Regions from separate parts of the Homo sapiens genome. Here region 2 is linked to region 1. A link is an interaction called in ENCODE POLR2A ChIA-PET data of the cell type or tissue named here. Cell type or tissue: OCI-LY7. All regions are shown on one strand. Links, peaks and the distances in the headings refer to the core of each region. The heading gives the core; the rest is flanking DNA.

Region 1 (6,256 bases), core at 689-5,688:
GGCTTAAAATTTTAATTGGCTTTATATGGCATTAAATTTAATTAATTAATTAATTTCTCTTTCCCCTCCCTGCCCTCTTTTATGGCATTTTAGTTCCCAGAAGTGGTCTACATAAAACTGTCAAAAGTAAAAAAGTTAAATACATATAAATAAATATTTGTGGGTGTGCTTTTTGTGTGGCTTAAAATCTTAAACTGGAGCAGGATTGGCCGGGCACAGTGGGTCATGCCTGTAATCCCGGCACTTTGGGAGGCCGAGGCGGGTGGATCATGAGGTCAGGAGATCGAGACTATCCTGGCTAACAGGGTGAAACCCCGTCTTTACTAAAAATACAAAAAATTAGCTGGGTGTGGTACCATGCACCTGTAATCCCAGCTACTCAGGAGGCTGAGGCAGGAGAATCCCTTGAACTCAGGAGGCAGAGATTGCAGTGAGTCGAGGTTGCGCCATTGCCTGGGTGACAGAGCAAGACTCCATCTCAAACAAAACAAAACAAATAAACTGGGGCATGATTTCTGGATTCCTAGATTTTCACTAAAATTTATGTTTGTTAAGAATTTAAGGTAACATGTAATTCTGTATATAAAATATGCCAAAAGATGGTGCTCTTATTAATTTTTTCTTTTGGCCAATTTGGGTATTATTTAAAGAGAAGTTTAAAATAAGAAACTGGGCCAGGTGCAGTGGTTCACACGTGTAATTCCAGTACTTTGGGAGGCCAAGGCAGAGGATCAATTGAGCACAGGAGTTTGAGACCAGCCTGGGCAACATAGGGAGACCCTATCCCTAAACAAACAAAAAAATGAGCAGGGCGTGGTGGTACATGCCTGTGGACCCAGCTATTCGTGAGACTTAGGTGAGAAGATTGCTTGAGCCTGGGAGGTTGAGGCTGCAGTGAGCTATGATTGCTCCAGTTTGGGCAACAGACTGAAACCTTGTCTCAAAAAATTAAAAAATGAAAAAGAAACCAGTAAGTAGGAGAAAGAGATATAAAGAAAGATATAGGCCGGGTGCGGTGGCTCACGCCTGTAATCCCAGCACTTTGGGAGGCCGAGGCGGGCGGATCACCTGAGGTCAGAAGTTCGGGACCAGCCTGACCAATATGATAAAACCCTGTCTGTACTAAAAACACAAAAATTAGCTGGGCGTGGTGGTATATGCGCCTGTAATCCCAGCTACTCGGGAGGCTGAGACAGGAGAATCGCTTGAACTCGGGAGGCGGAGGCTGTGGTGAGCTGAGGTTGCACCATTGCACTCCAGCCTGGGCAACAATAGTGAAACTCCGTCTTAAAAAAAGAAAGAAGGAAAGAAAGAGAGAGAGAAAGAAAGAAAGATACAGAAATAAAGATGTATTTTTAATTTTAAAAATATAGGCCGAGGCCGGGCGTGGTGGCTCACGCCTATAATCCCAGCACTTTGAGAGGCTGAGGCAGGCGGATCATGCGGTTAAGAAATCGAGACCATCCTGGCCAACATTGTGAAACCCTGTCTCTACTAAAAACACAAACATATTAGCTGAGCGTGGTGGTGTGCGCCTGTAGTCCCGGCTACTCCGGAGGCTGAGGCAGGAGAATCGCTTGAACCCGGGAGGTGGAGGTTGCAGTGAGCCGAGATCTGTGCCACTACACTCTAGTCTGGCAACAGAGCGAGACTCTGACTCAAAAAAATAAAAAATAAAAAATACACACACACACACACACACACACACACACACACACACACGAGTAATTTTACATGAGGTAAAATCTTATGTGGTAAATTCTTGTCCTAGAGTGAAATGACTGGTTATTTATTTTATTTTATTTATTTATTTAGTTTTATTTTTTGAGATGGAGTCTCGCTCTGTCACCCAGGCTGGAGTGCAGTGGCACGACCTCGGCTCACTGCAAGCTCCGTCTCCTGGGTTCACGCCATTCTCCTTCCTCAGCCTCCCGAGTAGCTGGGACTACAGGCGCCCGCCACTGCGCCCGGCTAATTTTTTGTATTTTTAGTAGAGATGGGGTTTCACCATGTTAGCCAGGGAGGTCTCAATCTCTTGACCTCGTGATCCACCCACCTCAGCTTCCCAAAGTGCTCAGATTACAGGAGTGAGCCACCGCACCTGGCCTATTTTATTTTATTTTTGAGATGGAGTTTTCCTCTTGTTGCCCAGGCTGTAGTGCAATGGCACGATCTCGGCTCACCAAAACCTCCGCCTCCCGGGTTCAAGTGATTCTCCTGCCTCAGCCTCCCGAGTAGCTGGGATTACAGGCATGCGCCACCACACCCGACCGATTTTGTACTTTTTAGTAAAGACGGGGTTTCTCCATGTTGGTCAGGCTGGTCTTGAACTCCCGACCTCAGGTGATTCACCTGCCTTGGCATCCCAAAGTGTTGGGACTACAGGCGCCCACCACCACGCTGACTAATTTTTTTGTATTTTTTTAGTAGATACAGGGTTTCACCGTGTTAGCCAGGATGGTCTCGATCTCCTGACCTCGTGATCTGCCCTTCTTGGTCTTCCAAAGTGCTGGGATTACAGGCGTGAGCCACCGTGCCCGGGTGATAAGTTCTTAAAAGAAACAGGTTATAGTATTGAAAAGCAAAATTTCTTGTAATTTTTTTTTTTTGAGACAGAGTCTCACTCTGTCCCCCTACCCCGAGAATCAATTACAACCAAAATAAAAGAGCCTTTAATAGGTATTGTTAAGTACCCCCAACTACTATTAACCTTTAGGAAATCACTAGCTGGGTACACCTGTCCAATATTAAACCTGTTTCTTATGAGTCCCTGTAGGAGTAAAAGGAGGACATCATGACCTACACTTGTGAACTTGTAGCAGGATGAGCCGCAGACAAAACCTCTCAGACACCGAGTTGTAGAAGGAAGGGCTTTATTCAGCTGGGAGCATCGGCAAGCTACTGCCTTAAAATCCGAACTCCCCAAGAGAGCAATTCCTGTCCCTTTTAAGGGCTCACAACTCTAAGGATTTCACATGAAAGGGTCGTGATTGATTTGGAGCAAGCAAGGGGTACGTGACAGGGGCTGCATGCACCGGTGGTCAGAGAGAAACAGAACAGGGCAGGGAGTTTCACAATGTTCTTCTGCACAATGTCTGGAATCTATGAATAACATCGGTTTTTAAGTTATGAGTTGATTTTTAACTACTGGGTTTAGGCCAGGCAGGCCCAGGCTTGGTTTCGGGCCTGGCGCTGGGCTGCCTGTCTTTGGTTTTACTTCCTTGTTTTTTTTTTTTTTTTTTCTTAAAATAGGTACTGAGTATAAAACAATATAAAACAATATGAGAAGGTCTCTCTCTCCCCTCATTTCCCCCCTTTGAGACTCTCACTTTCTATTAGTGGGAGTTCTGACTTTTATTTTTGCTACTTATGTCTTTTTGTGCAATAGATTGATAGTGATTTATATAGTACACTTGTGCTAAAGCATTTTGGTGAACTAAGATAGTGATGAAGCTTTTTATCATTTGAAGAAGTACAGGTAGCAAACAAGGAAGCAGTAAACAGGTTCTTATTACTATTATAAATTCTATTATAAGAGTTTTAAATCCTTCTAGTGCTGGGAACTAATTTTTAAACATGGCTTCAGGATCGAATTCATGCTACACTTGCATGGGCACATGTGTCAGTTTTGTCATATTTTTAACTATGTCTTTAACTACTTGCCTTTGATTATCTATGTGTAGACAGTAATTAGTAAGGTTAAATTTCTTATAGACCTCTCTTTCAGCTGCTAGCAAGTAGTTGAGAGCCAATCTATTTTGATAGATAGCATTTCTTATCTGAGTTTCTTGCTGGGCCAGAATAGTCAAGGCTTGACTGGTTTTACTAGTGATGATTTCTAAAACAGCTTGCAGCTGTATGATTCAGTTGAGCATGTAAGTGGGGGTCCAGTATCCCCATGAGCCGTCTTGTGTCTAAGTGGCAGGCCTATAGTATTATATAATTTTTTTTTGAAGGTCATTTATCATCTTTCCAATTTCCTATGGCTATGCTTCATTTTCCGCGGGAAGCATAGACAGGGAAGCCCAGGAGTTTGCCTGTTTTTATGGTCAGTAGAAAGAAAGATGGTTTAATAGTGCCAATAACACAACTACCTGTCCACTGGTCAGGCAGCTTAGCTTAAGCTCTATGTCTACGTATTCAGTATAACTTGGTGGGGGCAGTCCAGTCCCGGTGGAATTCCAGGTGGGCCCAGACAGTCTGCAACCTTGGAAATTTACTGAATGGATCTCTTTCTATATAATTGGAACTTCACCATGTAACTGTTTTTTTGCGGTACCATTATACAGTTCTTGGCCCAAACAACTAAGACATCCTATAGAATGAGTGAATTCTTTCTTTTTTCTAGCTATGTAATATTGTCCAATAATTGAGACTTTTAGAACCTAGAGATGATCAGGGTGATTCTTGTGGGCCAGGAATTCATCAGGAACTGCGTCTGTAGGCACTAATTCTTGGGCTTTTTATGGCCATTGAGCTCTTATTACAGTTTTTTCACAAACATAACATGAAGTGACATTTAGAGACTGGGCTACACGCTCGGCTAATTGCAAAAACAAATTTCTGGTTTTTCCTGGAGTCTCTTGGTACTGGCAAATTTAGTTCATCATAGAAAGTCTGAAATACTGGTTCCAGAGAGAGTTTACAAAACTCCTCTTTTACTAAGATATTTGCTGTAGGACCTAGTCTTTTCCTATTGATGCCCAGAGATACGTGTTCTCCTTTTTTCTACCTTGGGTTTAAGGGATTTGTAATTATTAATTTCAAGGGGTTCCAATGTCCACTCGTATAGGAGGGGCTGCATTCTCCTTTTTGGAGCTAAACAGGATCTTTTTCATCCTTTTTCTAAGTAGTCTAGATGACACAAGACCAGTAATTACACACATTTGCACATGAGCTTAATTCATGGCAGATATACTTATTTCCTGCCGTGTAAACTTTTTTTTTTTCAACTTAAAGAACTGCATCTTATTTTATGCCAATTACTATTGATAGTGGCACAAGCATTAAATTTTAGGGTTATATGCTTGGAGACCCCTCTTTCTTCTGTCCTAGCTATTACTTTACTTGTGTCGCCTAGAAAAGGACCAGTCATTAATTTTATTTTAAAAACTGATCATGGGAGGCTTAAAATGGGTCATAACACGCATCAGGTTGGTTATTTCCTGGGCTACATACCTTGGATAGAATTGCATTATACAAACAACTTTTAGAGTCCTGGTACACTTATAATAACCATAAAATAATAAGACTTTAGCAATCTTTTGTCCCTCAGTGACTTGATGTATATACTGGGAACAGCCCTCAGTCTTAGGAAGGTCAGTTGAAGTCCTTACAATACAAGTCCAAATTTTAAGGAAAATGAGTCCCCTGCTATGAGTTTCCTCATGCTTCAGCTGTGTGTGGACCAGTCAGCTTCCGGGTATGACTGGAGCAGGGCTTGTCGTCTTCTTCAGAGTCACTTTGCAGGGGTTGGCGAAGCTGCTCCCATCCGCGTACAGCTCCCAGTCTACTGCTGTTTAAGGATGGTCTCGGAGTTTGGGCCCACTAGAATAAACTGAGTCCAATACTTCTACACAGTTATGTTTAACTGGGCTCTCTGATACAAGATGCCCAGCAAGATGGCGGGGTTTAGGGTGTTGCAAACTTCAATGGTTATGCAGGGATTTTCACAGAGCAAGCTTTGGTATCTAGTTAGTCCAGCATTCATTAGTTAATGGTGTCCTTTGGTATTTATTAAAATCACCACAGCATGGGGGGACTTTAGGTTTTGCCTAAGAGTTAGCTTATTTGCTTCTTGTGCTAACAGGGCCGTTGCTGCCAGGGCCCTTGGACGTGGGGCCAGCCTTTGGAAACCCCGTCTAGTTGCTTTGAGAGATAGGCCACTGGCCTTGGCCAGGGCCCTACAGTCTGGGTTAAAACTCTAACTGCCATTTTTTCTCTTTCTGACACATAGAGTGTAAAGAGTTTTGTCAGGTCAGATAGCCTCAGGGCTGGGCCCAAAAGGAGTTTTTTTTTAACTCATGTAAAGCTCATTGTAATAGATGTAGTTTTTCTAATCTACATTTTTATTGACTGTCATCTATCAAAATATTGACTTAAATCCTGTAACTATTTGATTTCAAGCTTTAAATTGATCTGGTATTCCTTGCGGGGCTCCAGTTGCATCTAAATAGATGTGAGAGTTGAAAGACCTATAAGGAGCTTCTCTCGCTTTATGATGTCTTATTTTTTTTTTTTCCTCTGGTTGATGAAA
Region 2 (6,256 bases), core at 514-5,513, 460 kb before region 1:
ATGGCTGCATAGTATTCCATGGTGTATATGTGCCACGTTTTCTTAATTCAGTCTATCATTGATGGACATTTGGGTTGGTTCCAAGTCTTTGCTATTGTGAATAGTGCCGCAATAAACATACGTGTGTATGTGTCTTTATAGCAGCATGATTTATAATCCTTTGGGTATATACCCAGTAATGGGATTACTGGGTCAAATGGTATTTCTAGTTCTGCATCCTTGAGGAATTGCCACACTGTCTTCCACAATGGTTGAACTAGTTTACAGTCCCACCAACAGTGTAAAAGTGTTCCTATTTCTCCATATCCTCTCCAGCACCTGTTGTTTCCTGACTTTTTAATGATTGCCATTCTAACTGAAATGAGATGGTATCTCATTGTGGTTTTGATTTGCATTTCTCTGATGGCCAGTGATGATGAGCATTTTTTCATGTGTCTGTTGGCTGCATAAATGTCTTCTTTTGAGAAGTGTCTGTTCATATCCTTTGCCCACTTTGTGATGGGGTTGTTTGTTTTTTTCTTGTAAATTTGTTTGAGTTCTTTGTAGATTCTGGATATTAGCCCTTCGTCAGATGAGTAGATTGCAAAAATTTTCCCCCATTCTGTAGGTTGCCTGTTCACTCTGATGGTAGTTTCTTTTGCTGTGCAGAAGCTCTTTAGTTTAATAAGATCCCATTTGTCAATTTTGGGTTTTGTTGCCATTGCTTTTGGTGTTTTAGACATGAAGTCCTTGCCCATGCCTATGTCCTGAATGGTATTGCCTAGGTTTTCTTCTAGGGTTTTTATGGTTTTAGGTCTAACATTTAAGTCTTTAATCCATCTTGAATTAATTTTTGTATAAGGTGTAAGGAAGGGATCCAGTTTCAGCTTTCTACATATGGCTAGCCAGTTTTCCCAGCACCATTTATTAAATAGGGAATCCTTTCCCCATTGTTTTTGTCATGTTTGTCAAAGATCAGATGGTTGTAGATGTGTGGTATTATTTCTGAGGGCTCTGTTCTGTTCCATTGGTCTATATCTCTGTTTTGGTACCAGTACCATGCTGTTTTGGTTACTGTAGCCTTGTAGTATAGTTTGAAGTCAGGTAGCATAATGCCTCCAGCTTTGTTCTTTTGGCTTAGGATTGTCTTGGCAATGCGGGCCCTTTTTTGGTTCCATATGAACTTTAAGGTAGTTTTTTCCAATTCTGTGAAGAAAGTCATTGGTATCTCGGCTCACTGCAACCTCCGCCTCCTGGGTTCAAGTGATTCAGCTGTCTCAGCCTGATGAGTAGCTGGGACTACAGGCACAAAAAGTGCCATCACACCCAGCTAATTGTTGTATTTTTAATAGAGATGTGGTTTCACCATGTTGGCCAGGCTAGTCTCAAACTCCTGGCCTCAAGTGATCCGCCAGCCTTTGCTTCCCAAAGTGCTGGGATTACAGGCATGAGCCACCACGCCTGGCCCTTGAGCTGGGTTTTGAAGAATGAATAGGAGTTTACTAGGTAAGAGCTGAAGTAGGGAACCTCTCCAGTAGGTGGGAACATGTGCCAAGGCATGAAGCAGTGAAACAAAGTGGTGCGTGCAAGAGAAGTACTCATAATTTGTTGTGGCCAGACACAACATGAGAGGGAGAAAATCAAGATGAGCTGATCAGGGAGGCCTAAAGTTAATTTTTTCATTGTGCTTATCTTGGCTTGCTTACCATGTAAAGAACCTTATAGCTTTCCACATGGGGTTAGTTATATTTTATTCACTTACTGATAAATAAAAGGATAATTTATGTTGAGGAAATGTTTAGATGCAGCCTATTCTGAGAATTTATGTATTTACTTTTATTTCTGCAAGGTGTTTGACTTTTTATCTAGTCATTGGCTGATAGTCCTCTCAATACTAATAACATAGTAGAGAAGATGATGAAAATGTTTTATTCATCTGTTCTTGGACAAGAAACCCTGCTCTTTCTGTTCTTTTTAGTTGAAGCTGAATAAAGCTGAATGTTCTAGTCGGAAGCATGGGTTCAAGTTTCTACTACACTGTTTCTGAGCAGGTTACGTCTCCTTCCTGGGTCTTAATTTCTCCAGTTGTAAAATAGGGGATTTGAGGTAAATTAGCATATCCACATTGATAAAAATTTATCTGGGCTGGGCGGGGTGGCTCATGCCTGCAATCCTGAGGTGGCGGGATGCTGAGATGGGCAGATTACTTGAGGCCAGGAGTTTGTGACAAGCGTGGCCAACATGGTAAACCCCTGTCTCTACTAAAAATACACACACACACACACACACACACACACACAAATTAGCCAGGAGTGGTGGCGGGCACCTGTAATCCCAGCTACTCGGGAGGCTGAGGCAGGAGAATCACTTGAACCTGGGAGACAGAGGTTGGAGTGAGCCAAGATCATGCCACTGCACTCCAGCCTGGGTGACAGAGTGAGAATCTGTCTCAAAAAAAAAAAAAAAAAATTTATGTGAAGCAAGAATCAATACATATATGACCCATTAGGGTAATTTTTCTTGGCAGTCCTTCCCTTCCTGGCTGCTGTTTACCAACTTAATTATTCTTCCTGTTTCATGTTAGATTCTATAATCCAGTATACATCTTACTACTCTTGGCCGGGCGCAGTGGCTGATGCCTGTAATCCCAGCACTTTGGGAGGCCAAGGCAGGCGGATCACCTGAGGTCAGAAGTTTGAGACCAGCCTGGCCAACATGGTGAAACCCCATCTCTACTAAAAATACAAAAATTAGCCAAGCGTAGTGGCGGGTGCCTGTAATCCCAGCTACTCAGGAGGCTGAGGCAGGAGAATCACTTGAACCTGGGAGGCAGAGGTTGTAGTGAGCCGAGATCATGCCATTGCACTGCAGCCTGGGCGACAAGAGCGAAACTCCGTCTCCAAAAAAAAAAATCTTACTACTCCTCTCAACTCCTGCTATTATCTTTGTTATTTTCAGCAACCATGTAGATGAATCCATCCAATAATATCCTGGCATAGTTGTTGACCTCATTATCATTTCTAGTCCACTTAGCTCTCTGCCTTGTCATACCTCTGAAATGTTCCTTCACTAAAATCGTAACTCTAGGTAACCTCCTCACTACAACCTGATAATTTTTTTAGCTTCCCCATTTAATTATTCTTAAAGTATACCAGTTCTCAGACTTACCAGCACCTCTATTAAATCTTTTCTTCCTGTCTTTTCGTCTTTACTTTCCTCCTCTTTTAGCTTAGATTCCATTGTTACTCTCTCTATTCCATGTCATAAATTGTTTGCCCCATTTTTGGTCAATTTATCTGGTAAAGCTGTTTAGTAAAACTTTGCCTTTGCATTACTGTAGTCTACTGAAGAAAGCCACACAACGGAGCAGATTGGTGGGACTGTAAAATGATGATGAATGATGTAGGTCAGTCCTTAACGCTGCTTACCAATTCTACTTTTTGTTCAGCGTATTTTCTTGTTCTCTGTATTATCTCTCAATTTTTTTTTTTTTTTACTCATCTCAAATTTGGAATTTCCTTGCTCTGCTGATTTCCTTTTTATTTCATGGAGAAAATAGCTATAATGTGGAAGCTTCTTTAGCTTCTTTACCACTAAAGTTACAAATATTTTGTTACCTGTACCTGCTTTTTCCTTTTCATCTGTTGTGGTGGAAGAAATATTCCTTCTATCACTGTTTATGCTCTCAATCCCCTTCCTTCCTTTTCATCTTTTGTGGTGGAAGAAATATTCCTTCTATCACTGTTTATGCTCTCAATCCCCTCCCTTCCTTTTCAAGAATAACTTTTTTTTTGAGAACTTTGGCTGCAGAGAGTATGGAGAGTTAAATGCAAGCTGGAAGAGTTGTCTAGATTCACTGTCTTTATTTCCTCATCTCCTACCCACTGGAGTTGGGCTTTTGCTCCTACCACTCCTCCACTCCTGAAATTGTTCCTACAAAGGGTACCAGTTGACTTCAAGTCAGTTAAATTGGATGACATTCTTTAATGATGGGCCTCCAGGCAGCATTTGTTCAGCAGTCCCTGACTATCTTTTCTTGGCTTCTTTAATAGCATTTGCAGTCTTGATTTCCTTCCACCTCTCTGGTTACTCTTCTTCTGTTTCCTACAGTTTAATCAGTTACTACAAATATTACTGTAACATAAACAAATAAAGGTTTATTATCTTACAGAGAAGAATGCAAAATTTGCATAAATTTTGAGAACCAAACAGGCTTTAAGGAAACCAGGTTGTGGCAGGAAATTTTGAGCAGGTTACACACTACTCTGTGAGAGATACTGAAAAAAGTTGTGAATCATTCATACATGTTTCATAAATGATTCCTTTCAACAACCTTATAAGGTAGATGGTTGTATTCTTGTTTATCCACAAAGGATTTGAGGTGGGGAAAGATGGGGTATGTTCAGGAAACTGTGCCTTGTTCTTTCCAATTGGAAGGTTAAGTTACAATAAGGTACTACTGAAGATAAAATCTGTTGTTTCCATGATATGGCGTGTCTTGAATGCCAAGGGGAGACGTTTTTTACTTAATTTTTTAGATAGTGAGGACTGAAGATTTTTTTTTTTTTTTTTTAACCTTGAGTGGCTGGAGTGCAGTGGCACGATCTCAGCTCTGCAACCTCTGCCTCTTGGGTTTGAATGATTTTTCTGCCTCAGCCTCCCAAGTAGTTGGGATTACAGCTGCCTGCCATCATGCCTGGCTAATTTTTGTATTTTTAGTAGAAACACGGTTTTGCCTTGTTGGCCAGGCTGGTCTCGAACTCCTGACCTCAGATGATCCACTTGCCTCGGCCTCCCAAAGTGCTGGGTGAGCCACTGCACCTGGCCAGGTTGAAGATTTTTAAGCTGTGTACAACGTTTTGGGAAAGGAAACCTGTCTTGGTGAAAGGTTGATAATCCCATAACGTTAGTTTTAGTGACCAAATGGCACTTCCACTTGAAGCCTTTTTGTAGGCTTTCCACTATAATGAATTGAGCCTTCTTTGACACTCCCATAGCACTTTGTCATACCTTTTAGCACACTTCTCATGTGTCATAATTACTTGTTTGTATTTGGCTTCCCCATTGGATTTTAGCTCTTCTAGAATAGGATTATTAGTTTATGGTTAATGTTGATTTTGGTAATCTTTCCTCATCCCTATCTCAGTGGTTGGCAAAATAAATGGTTCTTGAATTAGTAAATGAATAAAGAGTTTGAATTTTGAATCTTTTGTCTGAATAGCTTCTCAGAATGCATCTTTTTTATATTTTTACTGATTACCGGGTTGAATAAATTAGAAGCCACTCCTACTTCCTCTCTGCTGATACATATGTTTTAGCTAGTTAAACCTATTTTGATAGAGGAGTTCTATGACTTTAAAGGCCTATGACTTTGCAGACACTCATACAGTGTACAGCATACCCTATGCAAATCAGCTGTCTGTTCAGGTCTTGTGTTTGTTTTCCCCATAGACATAATCCAGCCGTTAGTTATTCAAAGCAGCAGATGGGAGAAGGAATCCGTGGAAATGTGGATTTATTAGCTCTCACAATGAAAGACCACACTGGTTATGCTAAGGATTAGAAGATTTCTGCTGAATGAAAGGGACATGGATCCTGTTTTTTGTGCTATTTTCAGCAGTGTGGCAATTTCTTATGACTATAATCAGTTGTAAAAAGACCAGAAAATGATCTTGTAAATAGACTTTCCTTCAAGCCCTAGACTGTTGGTTGCAGCTGTCATAATTATAGGAGGGACTGCTTTTCTTCCTTTTTGGGTGCAGACTGAATCTGGCCTTTAGCTATTGCTATATTTACACCTTAGGTAGTATAACTGGCTGATTGTGTGCTTTATACATACCTTTATCTGTCAAATTAGGGAATTTGGATTCGTGTCTCCTGAATTTTGTAGGAGAGTAATTATTGTAGCATGTCTTATAGTTTGGAAAAAATGATTGAATTTAATGTGTTAAACTCACTTCCTAAAAATATAATGCTGCCTTCACTAACAATTTTGTGTGTGTGACTTGTTAGAAAGATCAGCAACTTTCCTTTGTGTTTACTAAGATTCTGACAATTACCATAAAGTTGGAAAGTTTAAACGTTGCTTATGGAGTGTGTAAGGAACAGAATCATATCATGAGAACAATCTTTCACTCTTAAAATCTAAAAGATTATGTATTTTGAGCCATGAATTAAGAAACAGAAGCATCTTTAAACTTGGCTGAAGTTCTACTTTAAAAATGGCAGCCAGTAACCAAAGAAACAATTCTTGAGATCATTAAAGCTTGGATAAAAT

What was found. ChIA-PET counts read pairs that join two places held together with the same protein. Peaks named below come from ENCODE experiments on the same cell type or tissue, not always from the same donor. Only the 100,000 strongest peaks of a DNase experiment are listed, where the experiment ranks them.
Region 2: POLR2A ChIA-PET joins it to region 1 with 8 read pairs; 1 of 35 experiments calls an interaction of 5 or more read pairs at or near these places.

What each region holds. Positions count from the first base shown.
Region 1 is chr1:46,322,734-46,328,989 of GRCh38, forward strand. No RefSeq gene overlaps it. Among named protein-coding and RNA genes, the nearest start is that of NSUN4, 15 kb to the right of the region's middle. RefSeq lists an enhancer at 6,024-6,256. In OCI-LY7, for the core only: no CTCF peak of the experiment used is centred there; a DNase peak (open chromatin) is centred at 3,178; H3K4me3 peaks cover 616 bases; H3K27ac peaks cover 2,221 bases.
Region 2 is chr1:45,857,954-45,864,209 of GRCh38, forward strand. All of the region lies in intron 3 of MAST2 (microtubule associated serine/threonine kinase 2), which reads left to right. Among named protein-coding and RNA genes, the nearest start is that of MAST2, 57 kb to the left of the region's middle. In OCI-LY7, for the core only: no CTCF peak of the experiment used is centred there; no DNase peak of the experiment used is centred there; H3K4me3 peaks cover 618 bases; H3K27ac peaks cover 551 bases.